Regions from separate parts of the Mus musculus genome. Here region 2 is linked to region 1. The links are chromatin contacts, found by Hi-C in ENCODE. All regions are on one chromosome and are shown on one strand. Each heading gives the region's core, a stretch centred on a gene start or an enhancer-like site at or near the end of the contact. The rest is flanking DNA. Distances are from core to core; before and after follow the strand shown.

What was found. Hi-C counts contacts between places; a loop is a spot of excess contacts on that map.
Region 2: a map of heart shows a loop between it and region 1 (3-fold over the local background). The contact joins two enhancer-like sites. A Hi-C loop is called at or near these places in 3 of 37 maps with a recorded cell type or tissue (heart and left cerebral cortex).

The regions. Positions count from the first base shown.
Region 1 is chr12:28,586,949-28,591,581 of GRCm38, forward strand. No RefSeq gene overlaps it. Among named protein-coding and RNA genes, the nearest start is that of Allc, 6.7 kb to the left of the region's middle. Within about 2 kb of position 2,608, at least 2 of the 3 ENCODE cell types and tissues checked have a DNase peak (open chromatin) inside an H3K27ac peak, as active enhancers do; they include heart and left cerebral cortex, where a contact is called at or near this core.
Region 2 is chr12:29,135,307-29,139,939 of GRCm38, forward strand. No RefSeq gene overlaps it. Among named protein-coding and RNA genes, the nearest start is that of Gm31333, 4.3 kb to the right of the region's middle. Within about 2 kb of position 1,790, at least 2 of the 3 ENCODE cell types and tissues checked have a DNase peak (open chromatin) inside an H3K27ac peak, as active enhancers do; they include heart and left cerebral cortex, where a contact is called at or near this core.

The sequences.
Region 1 (4,633 bases), core at 1,358-3,857:
CCTGTAGGCTAGCTCCAACTAAATGTTGTCCTTATAAGAGTTGCCTTGGTCGTGGTGTCTGTTCACAGCAGTAAAACCCTAAAACCCTAACTAAGACAACACTGCTGACCTCCATCCCAACCCTTGGCCCACAAAAAAATCATAATTTAGATGGTTCACAATTTAAATGGTTCATGTTTAAAGTCACTACAGGGACCCAAGCAATGACTCATTCAGTAAAATCCTTGCTTTGCAAGCATGAGGACATGGGTTCAAGCCTCTAGAACCTCCTTGCTTTTTAATCCAATAACTAGAGAGATGCCTCATTGGCTAAGAGTCCTGGCTACTCTTGCAGAGGACCCAGGTTTGATTCTAGAATCCATATCAAACAGCTCACAATCACCTATAATCCCAGGTCTAGAGGATCTGGCATGCTCTTCTGGTTTCCATAGACACCTGCACACATGCGGTGCTGCAGACAATCGGGCACACATCCATATACATGAACTCTTTAAATCTTGTTTTTTTTCAAAGCCAAGTGTGGTGGTACTTGTAATCAGCCTAGCAACTGTAGGCAAATGAGAGACTGGCTCAAAAAACAAGGTAAACAGCACCTAGGGAATAACACCTGAGGTTACTTTACACACACACACACACACACACACACACACACACACACAGAATACAGGAAGGAAGGTAGGAAGGGAGGAAGGAAGGAAGGAAGGAAGGAAGGAAGGAAGGAAGGAGGGAGGGAGGGAGGGAGGGAGGGAGGGAGGGAGGGAGGGAGGGAGGGAAGGAAGGAAGGAAGGAAGGAAGGAAGGAAGGAAGGAAGGAAGGAAGGAAGGAAGGAAGGAAGGAAGGAAGGAAGGAAGGAAGAAAAGATGTAGGAGTGATATTACACAGTAAAATCTATACATGATTATTGGGTGTATAGTTGCCACCATCCCACTTAGGGACTTTCCTTCCAAAACAGAAACTGGATAAATGCATGCTTTTCCAGGACCTCTGTCTCCAGAGCAGAGCACAGATGCACACAGGCTGACGGGGTTTTTTTGTTTTGTTTTGTTTTGTTTTGTTTTGGACTTGTGCGGTGCACAATCTGTGCATCACATGTGGCCCTGACCCCAGGTACGGAGACACACAGATTTGCCTGCAGGCTCTGTGTGGGAAAGCAGTGATGTACAGGCACATCAGTAAGCCAGCTTCCATGGCAACAGTCTCAGCAGCCTGGCAACAGCATCCACAGCCACAGTAGCCAAGGAACCCACACAGATCTGCACGCAATGTATGCAATGTGATTCATGGGTTTTGTTCCTTCCATAACCGGTGCATCAGGTTGTTCCTGTGGCTTCCCAGCAATTTATTTCTGTGTGAATTTACCAAACTGATCTTTCTACTTACAGCTTAAGTAGCATCCGCTTTGGAATAGGTCTGTTTAAGTGAGTTGGGTTGAACCTGTTGACTGGGTCAGTGGTTAGCTGTCTGCTTGTGTTTTTAACTGGACCCCAGCTAGAATTTCCTGAGATTTCAGTTGAGGAGTTGCCCCTATCACATTTGCACATAGGCAAGTCTGTGGGGTGTTTTCTTGATGTGTGATTGATGTGGGAGGGACCCGCTCACTTTGGGTAGTGCCACCCTGAGCAGGCGGTCTTGTGTTCTGTAAGGAAGCAGGCTGAGCAAGTCGCGGGGCAAGCCAGGAAGCAGCATCCCTCCATGGCTTCTGCTTCAGTCCCAGCCTCCAGGTTCCTGCTTGAGCCCTATCTCCCCTTCATGATGAACTGTGTGGCCTGTGAGCCAAATAAACCCTTTCTTCCTCAAGCTGATTCTGGTGGTGGTGTTATCACAGCCACGGAGAAGCAAACTAGGAGAGCGCAGGGCTCAGCTTCCTCCCGGCCACATTCCCCTGTGGGCACACAATAACAGAATTTGCTCTCAGGGTTCCCAGACATCCTTCAGTCACTGTGTGACATGTAGGCTAGAGAGGAGAGCCTGATCAGCTGGAACGGCCAGGTGAATGGCTGCCCGTGAGAGAAATGATAGAGCTGAGCCCGACAGAGCAGAAGTACCCTACATCCATCTCTCCCAGGATCTTTTCCACCAGCCTGGGTGAACCTTTGCACTGGGACTTCAAGGTGCTGGCCATGGAATCTAGACATGCCACATCCCTCCACCTACAGCCATGGCCAGGGCGTTCCTAACTAGCTTTACATTCGCTCTGCCTAAATGGCCACTAGGCTTGTGCAAACACACTCCAGTGGTCTCTTGAGGGTGGAAAACCACAGAGATAGGTATGGATGGAGCCATTTTCTGAAGAAGGGCACCATGGCCTTGGCCTCCCTTCCTAGCCTAGAGTTCTCCTTCCCCACTGCTCTGCCCTCCTTTGTTCTGCCTCTCTCCCTCTCCTCTCCCTTTCTCTCTTACTGACTCTCCCTCTCCCTTTTTTTTCCCTGTCATACTCCCTCGTTCTTGAACACATGCACAAGAGAGAGAAAGAGAGACAGACAGGCGGACAGACAGACCTACCGACCGACCAGAGACTATTTGCTAGTGCCCCGGCACTCCTCCAGCTGGGCAAACCTCTCTGGCTTTCTCTATCTTTCCCACTGGGTGGCAGTGTGGCACCATGCATTGACATCCCTGACCCACGGCCCGAGGCTGTCTCTTTGCTCATCTTATCTCAGCCTGTACTCCTCAGAGGATTCTAAAGAGGACACCCACGCCAGCTTTCCGGTCACGCCTCACTGCGGCACCTAATGAATCTCAGCTCTCGCCTGAGCCGCCACAGCCCTGCTGCGCAGCCAGCCCCGCCCCCACCCGCCCCCGGTCTGAACTGAGGTTCCCTCCTGAATCTCGGGAAGGGAATTCAGGACGGAGGTCTGGCTCCGCGCCCAGGTGTTTGTACCTAACCTGATCTGCTTCAAAGCAGTCACCGTAATGTAAATGTACCAGGTATAAACAATGGCTAGAACGCCGTTGCTATGTTTTATATTAACACAAATTTGCCTAAATGGAGCTTAACAGAGGAAACTACAAGGTGCCTGGTACTTCTAATCTCCCATAAGGTGCAGAGCAGAGCAGAGCTCTGGTTCACCTTCCGTTCCAGTTAGGTATTAATGCCGATGCAAGCCTAGGTATGAGAGTAAGTTTGTAAGACATCCTAGAGCAATGGTTCGCAACCTTCCTAGTGCTGCAACCCTTTAATTCAGTTCCTCATGTTGTGGTGACTTACATTCGTAAAATTATTTTGTTGTTACTTCATAACTGTAATTTTGCTACTGTTATGAATTGTAATGCAAAATATGCATGTAAATGTCTCATCCCAGCTTGGGACATGGCTGGGCCAGTTGCTGTGAACATACAGCTGCTCGCTCAAGTTGACTTCAAGAGGTCAAGGCGTTCATGTTGGAGAAGGGAAGGGGAGGAGAGAAGGGAGGGCAGACAGATCCCACTGTACAGGAAGATAAAAAATTCCCTCAGGCAGCCCCCGGAGCACTGAGAACTAGGCTAGAGGGCGTCCCTGATGACCCTCTACCCGGTTATACGGCAGCACTCTCACACAGAAGACTCCAAGGCTCACCCTCGCCTCCAGGATAAGTGGACACGAGGCAAGGGAGAGATTCCACGGGCAGCAGATGCCACGGGTGAGCAGGGAGATGTAGACACCTCCTCAGTGCTCTCCAGGGCCATCTGGGTCCGAAGACATGCCCATCCCCCACCCCGACCTGGAGCAGAGCAGTCTCACACACTGTGGATGCTTAACTGGACCCGGGTAGAGTCTCTTTCCCATTTGACTGCCATATATGTCAAGATGTTACTCAAGCACGTTGAAGGCAGCCCAGCCACTCGACAGCTAACTCCACCCCTAAGAGGGAAGATGCAGAAGGATGCTGTTCGCCACACTGACCGCTGAGAGGCAGACTTGTAAGGGATGAGGCTAGACCACCCATGAATGCTCCCTGGCACCCTCACCCTGACTTGCTCCTCCTTCAGTAGACCCTCTCTTGCCTCCCCTGCAGAAAGCTTCCAGGCTTGAACTGAGAGCTGACCATCAAAATCATAACGGTGGAGCCCAACTTCCTGGTTGGTTTCTCCTTCAGATAATGTCCGGCACGTCCACATGATGAGGAGACTGGATACAAGTGCAGCCCTGTCTGTAGCATGAATCTGTGGAAATAGCATGTAAGAAGAAGTCCCAGGAGTCCCCAAAGCCCAGTCTAGAATGTCAACCCTCAGAGAAGCCAGAACAGGCAAACCACTGACTACTGAGAGACAAACCACTCGTGGAACAAGGTAGATTCAGAGACCAGAGGGGGTTTCCACTCTTCCTACCAATACCTAATTAAGGTGTGCCCATACATGCTCAAAGGTGCTCACACAAGCTTCGCCCCAGCCTATCTTTGTCTTTTCTGAAGGGGATTCCAATGAACAGAACATAGGGGAGCGGGGAGCTCTGCTTCCTTTGGGAAAATGAACACAGGCTCGGCTATGCCAGATCAAGACTGAAATCTCTGAGGACTTACCGACAGCATTGTCCCCCAGGCGTGGTATCATTCCCCCAGTTCATGGCTCACTCTAAAAGGATGGAGCCGTGATGCTGAACAGCCATAGCGAGAATATGCATTGAAGAAATGCCAAGTAACAACCCCAGATCAAC
Region 2 (4,633 bases), core at 540-3,039, 550 kb after region 1:
TTTAGGGTAGAGGTCTGGTAGACTCTGGAGAAGACTCATCATGTGTCTCATAGATGTCCTCTCATGCTCTTGCATTTTAGATAGGGCAAGAGCTTTCTTGTACCCCCTTCTTTATAAATGAATTAATTCCCATCATAAAGATCTTGCTCTAACAATGACCCTGCTCCTCTGAACACCATTACCCATGGATTAGGATCTTAACACAGGGATGTCTGAAGAGTAACCACAGTGGTCTCTCTCATAGACACGTTTAGTTTGAGATTGGGGTAGCCATATGTTCTTCTAATGATAACGTTACAAATCCACTTGGCTTTCTTGGGAATGAATTTGATCTGTAATTGACAGTGTCCTTAAAGCACTTAGTTTCTCCCATGAACATGGGCTGCTGGAGAGGTTCTGGGGTGGAGGGTGGCGGCAGGTGTTTTGGTCTTAGCACCCTCTTGCTTGTATCAAATAGTTGGGCCCTAGGCCTACTTAGACCCGAGGGACAAGGTAGAGCCAAGGGGGTCTAGTGGACATGTTTCTACTGCTGTGTTTGTGGCATTGCTATTTGTAAGCATTATTTGACATTTAGATAGCTCAGGGCCTTGAAGGCTTCTAGCTCCTACATGTGTCATTCTAAGGGCAAGTCAAGTTGGGATTTCTGGATAGGCAAATGTCATGTTCAAACCCAACACAGACAACACTGCATAGACTGAGGCTGGTTTCCTCCGACTTCTACTGAGTTTTCCTCCAATGAACCTTCTTGGACCTGTTTCAGACACCAAGTATCTGTGGCTGCACATACCACAGACAGTACAGGAAGGCCTGAGTGGACCTGTCTATGGGAGTACCCCGGAACCTGTCCCTCATCACACTCCACCCCAGCCTCCAGCAAGTCCCACAGTTCACAGCTGCTCTGCACCAAGCAGCAAACTCAGGGGAGACGGAAATCAGGAGAACCTGTTCACAGTGGGCACAGCCATCTTCTCACTTATTCTTTGGGTCTTGTTCTGTATGTGGGGGTTCTAGCTGGCCACTGTCAGGTGGCTCCATGTAGGTCTGTTGCCTGTCTTACAGGGGTTGACTCATTGTGGGACTTCAAGAAAATGCTTATACGATCAACAGGGAATGATGGGACTCAGTCTGCGGTGTGAGAAGCAGGTACTTTTTACTAGACTCTGACTTAAGTAACCCCTGTCACAGAGCCCTCATTCCTCTTCCCAGAAGACACCCCTGCAGCCTGGGCCCAGAAATGTGTGTGTATTAATGTCTAAATCTTGTGGTTTTCAAGGTTTATCTCTAGAGATCTCAAAGGTCACACCAGTGTCATAACTGCTCTGTGCAAGAGCTGACATCAGGCCATAACCAAGTCTTTTCTTGAGCAACTCCAAGTTCTTAGGTCAGTGCCTCTCAGGACAGGCATAAACCAGAATGAATTGGAGCATCCTGTATAGGTAGTGAGGTTAGCAGACCACAGCTTTCTTGGGGGTGGGAGTGGAGGTGGGGGTAGGGGTGGGGGCAGGGGTGGGGGCAAGGTTAGGGTAGGGTAGGATGGGGCTGCTGCCCTATGTCTATTCTGACAAGGTCCTTGCCCATTCCCACTTGGCCCACACCCGCCCAGCACCATCTGCCTGCTCCCGGCTGGCACTCTGTCAGCTTCACGGCACTGCAATGAGCTTGGAAAGCTGGTGCATGGCTTAGCAGAGAGAGAATCTAAAATCCTTCCTCTGCCCACACGCCCCCCCATAGACCCCCCTACTCCCCCTCCTTGCTCCCCTCCACAACCAATTTATCTGCCAGTCCAGCCTACAAGCAGAGCTGGGGCCAAATTGGCTGCTTGCCCATGCTTATCAGACTCTGTGACCAGATGGCAGGAGAGCGGCCCATGGCAGGCAGGACAGGGCTGGGAAGTCCCTGTGTGCAGAGAGTGCTCACTGGGGAGGCATGAGGCCAGAAGGTTTTCTAAGTTGCAAAGGAGGTAAGGGGGAGAGGGACACTTTATCCCTGAGGGAGTCAATGGACTGTGGAGTATGTTTATGTAAACACATGGACACATGTATGCACATATGTGCCCTTATGTGGTTTTATACATTTGGGTGTATGCATGGTACGTGTACTTTTGCACACGTGAATCGCTTGTGCATCTATGCACACATGTGTATATTCCTGGTGCTGTAGAGAAAAAGCAGGAGGTGGGACTGGGAATGTCCTGTGCATCCGAAGTCCTAGAGGTGTGCCACTCATGGCCTGCCCTGGCACTGGTGTGCATAGTCGGCTGCAGGCTTGACTGCTTGGCTCGTTTCAGCCAGCTGGACTGGCTACACTGGAGACTGCACAGCCTAAGCAGAGGCCAGCTTCTCTGGCTGGGGAGGGACTCCCAGCTGCTGGCCAGAGGCAGCATGCATATTAATTCATTGATTCATTCCAGATTCTGCAGGTGTTCTCTCCAAGCCCACACCTCTGGAAAGTAGGACACTGTGAGAACTGAGAGGAGGCTGGCTTGCCACGGCGCAGAGAAAGGGAGTATTCAAGGTCGCTTGCGGGAGACGCATTGACTCACTCCTAGGTGATCTTTCAGGGGATTGGGTGAGGAAGGCCCAGCTTCCTGGCCTCCCTGGTACCACTCTTAGCAGGTTACCCTACCCCATTGATGACACCAACCCCCAGAGTCTGTTCATGTCCTTTCCGCCCTGTGCCAATCCCTGGGTGGTTTTGGCCTCTCCCTGGTAAGTGCTCCATCTTTGCCCAGAGCTCTGTTTTCTCTTCAGATCTCCCAGGCTGTACCCACTGCTCCCCAAGGCCTCTGTGCTGTACCCTGGTGGAGATTCACAGACCACCCAAAACCTGCAGCCTGGGCCATTCCCAACTTTCTCCCCTGCTTCTGTATTCGGTCTCTGGAAGCCTAACTCCTTTCCACCAGGCCTCGACCACTGCCCGTGGCACCTGCACCTCATCCTCTGGTCTTCCACAGCCAGGTCCCAGGCTTCAGGTTTTGCTCATCGCCGTGACACTTTAGGAACCACATTTTATCCATTCTCCAAACTGTCCCAGGTAAGGACTCTTCCTTCTGGTACAGCTAGAATCCGTCTACCTGGTGCTTAAAGCCTGTGCACAGAGCTCCATAAACTTCATGAATGCCCTGCTCTGAGGCCTCTCAGGCCACTCTCTGACTCCCTCCATGATGCTCACATGCTCCCTTCACTGTGCTCCACCAACTCCAGTGTGGTCCACATGAACCGACCAGGACCCACATTCAGTCCTGCCAGGCTCCCACTGAGCCTCTCACTCAGCCTCAGCACCTCATCCTGCTCCAGCCTTCTTTTCACATTACACAGGCTTCCTCCTTGACCTTTACAGGATCAAAATTGTCTTATGTTACCCCCTCTCTGTGTGCTAGGGGGTGACAAGGTATTTGTATTTCAACCACAAAAGTGTGCTGCATACTGCTGCCCCTCCACCGCATTCACACAGGATATACCTGTCCCTGCCCCCCAAACTCAGGCTCAAGGCTCTGTCTGGCGATAGAACTGCCTTCTTCCCCTTGGCCTGTCTCTGACCACTGAACTTCCTGATCTGTCTGAGGCATCATAAAGTACCTCTCTCTGGGAAAGAGAGACACTTGATGTCCATGCTTATGCATTTCTCTCCTGTCCCCTCAACTAGAGGGGATTTGTTCTCTGCTCTACAATAACCCATTACTGGTGTGAACACGCCTAACTTCAGGGCTGTTTTCACTGAACTTAAGTTGCCTTAAAATTTCTCTCACCCTGATGTACCTACAGATTCTATATGTTCTATTCAAAATGTAGATCCCAGCTGCTTCCATGTGGGCCAGGGCTTGGGACTCTTCATTCCTAGGAAGCAAAGCATTGTGGGAGGGCAGACATCTTGGATCTTCCCAGGAAGTAGCATACAGTCATTGCTGCTGTTGCAGGACACATAGGTGACTCACACAGGCATCTCATGCTCTGTAGGCTGGGAAATAAAAGGAAGGTGAGGCCCTTCTCAAAGTGGCCATCATGATGGCGAGACATAAAGCCTGAGTTGGTTTAGCCTGCATCCCAACAATACTATAAAAGAGAAGGCTTCTACTTGAAAGTGGGAGGGATGGACACTTTCAAGCCATAGCAGACCATCCACCTGCTCCCATGATGCACTGGGAGCTGGCAGTCAGGGTTCTGCATCCTGAAATTTGTTTGTGGAGTGTCCACGCATCATGGGCAGAAAGTTTGGGTCCCGGCGCTGTAGGTTCAATGTTGTATGTGAACAAAAGGAGCTTGAAAGAAGCTTTGGATGATATTGAAACCACACACATACACACACACACACACACACACACACACACACACACACACACACACACACACACACACACAGATGACAGAGGTACATAGTCCTGCTAGCCCTAGAGGTCATGCCTAGGTCCCTGAGCCAGCAAGATTTAACCGAGATCTCCAGCTGTGATGTACAGCAGATAGCAAAAAGCTGGCTTCAGCCTCACCTTCATGCAGAGAGGATCCCAGGGCCCAGGACCCACCTAGGCCACTGAGGCAGCATGAGAACTCTGAGGCCAAAGAGGGGATAGGGAAGGTTGAGATCTGTCTGTATTTAAAGAAATAGGAAAGGAGAGGAAGATTCAAGAGGGGGAAGT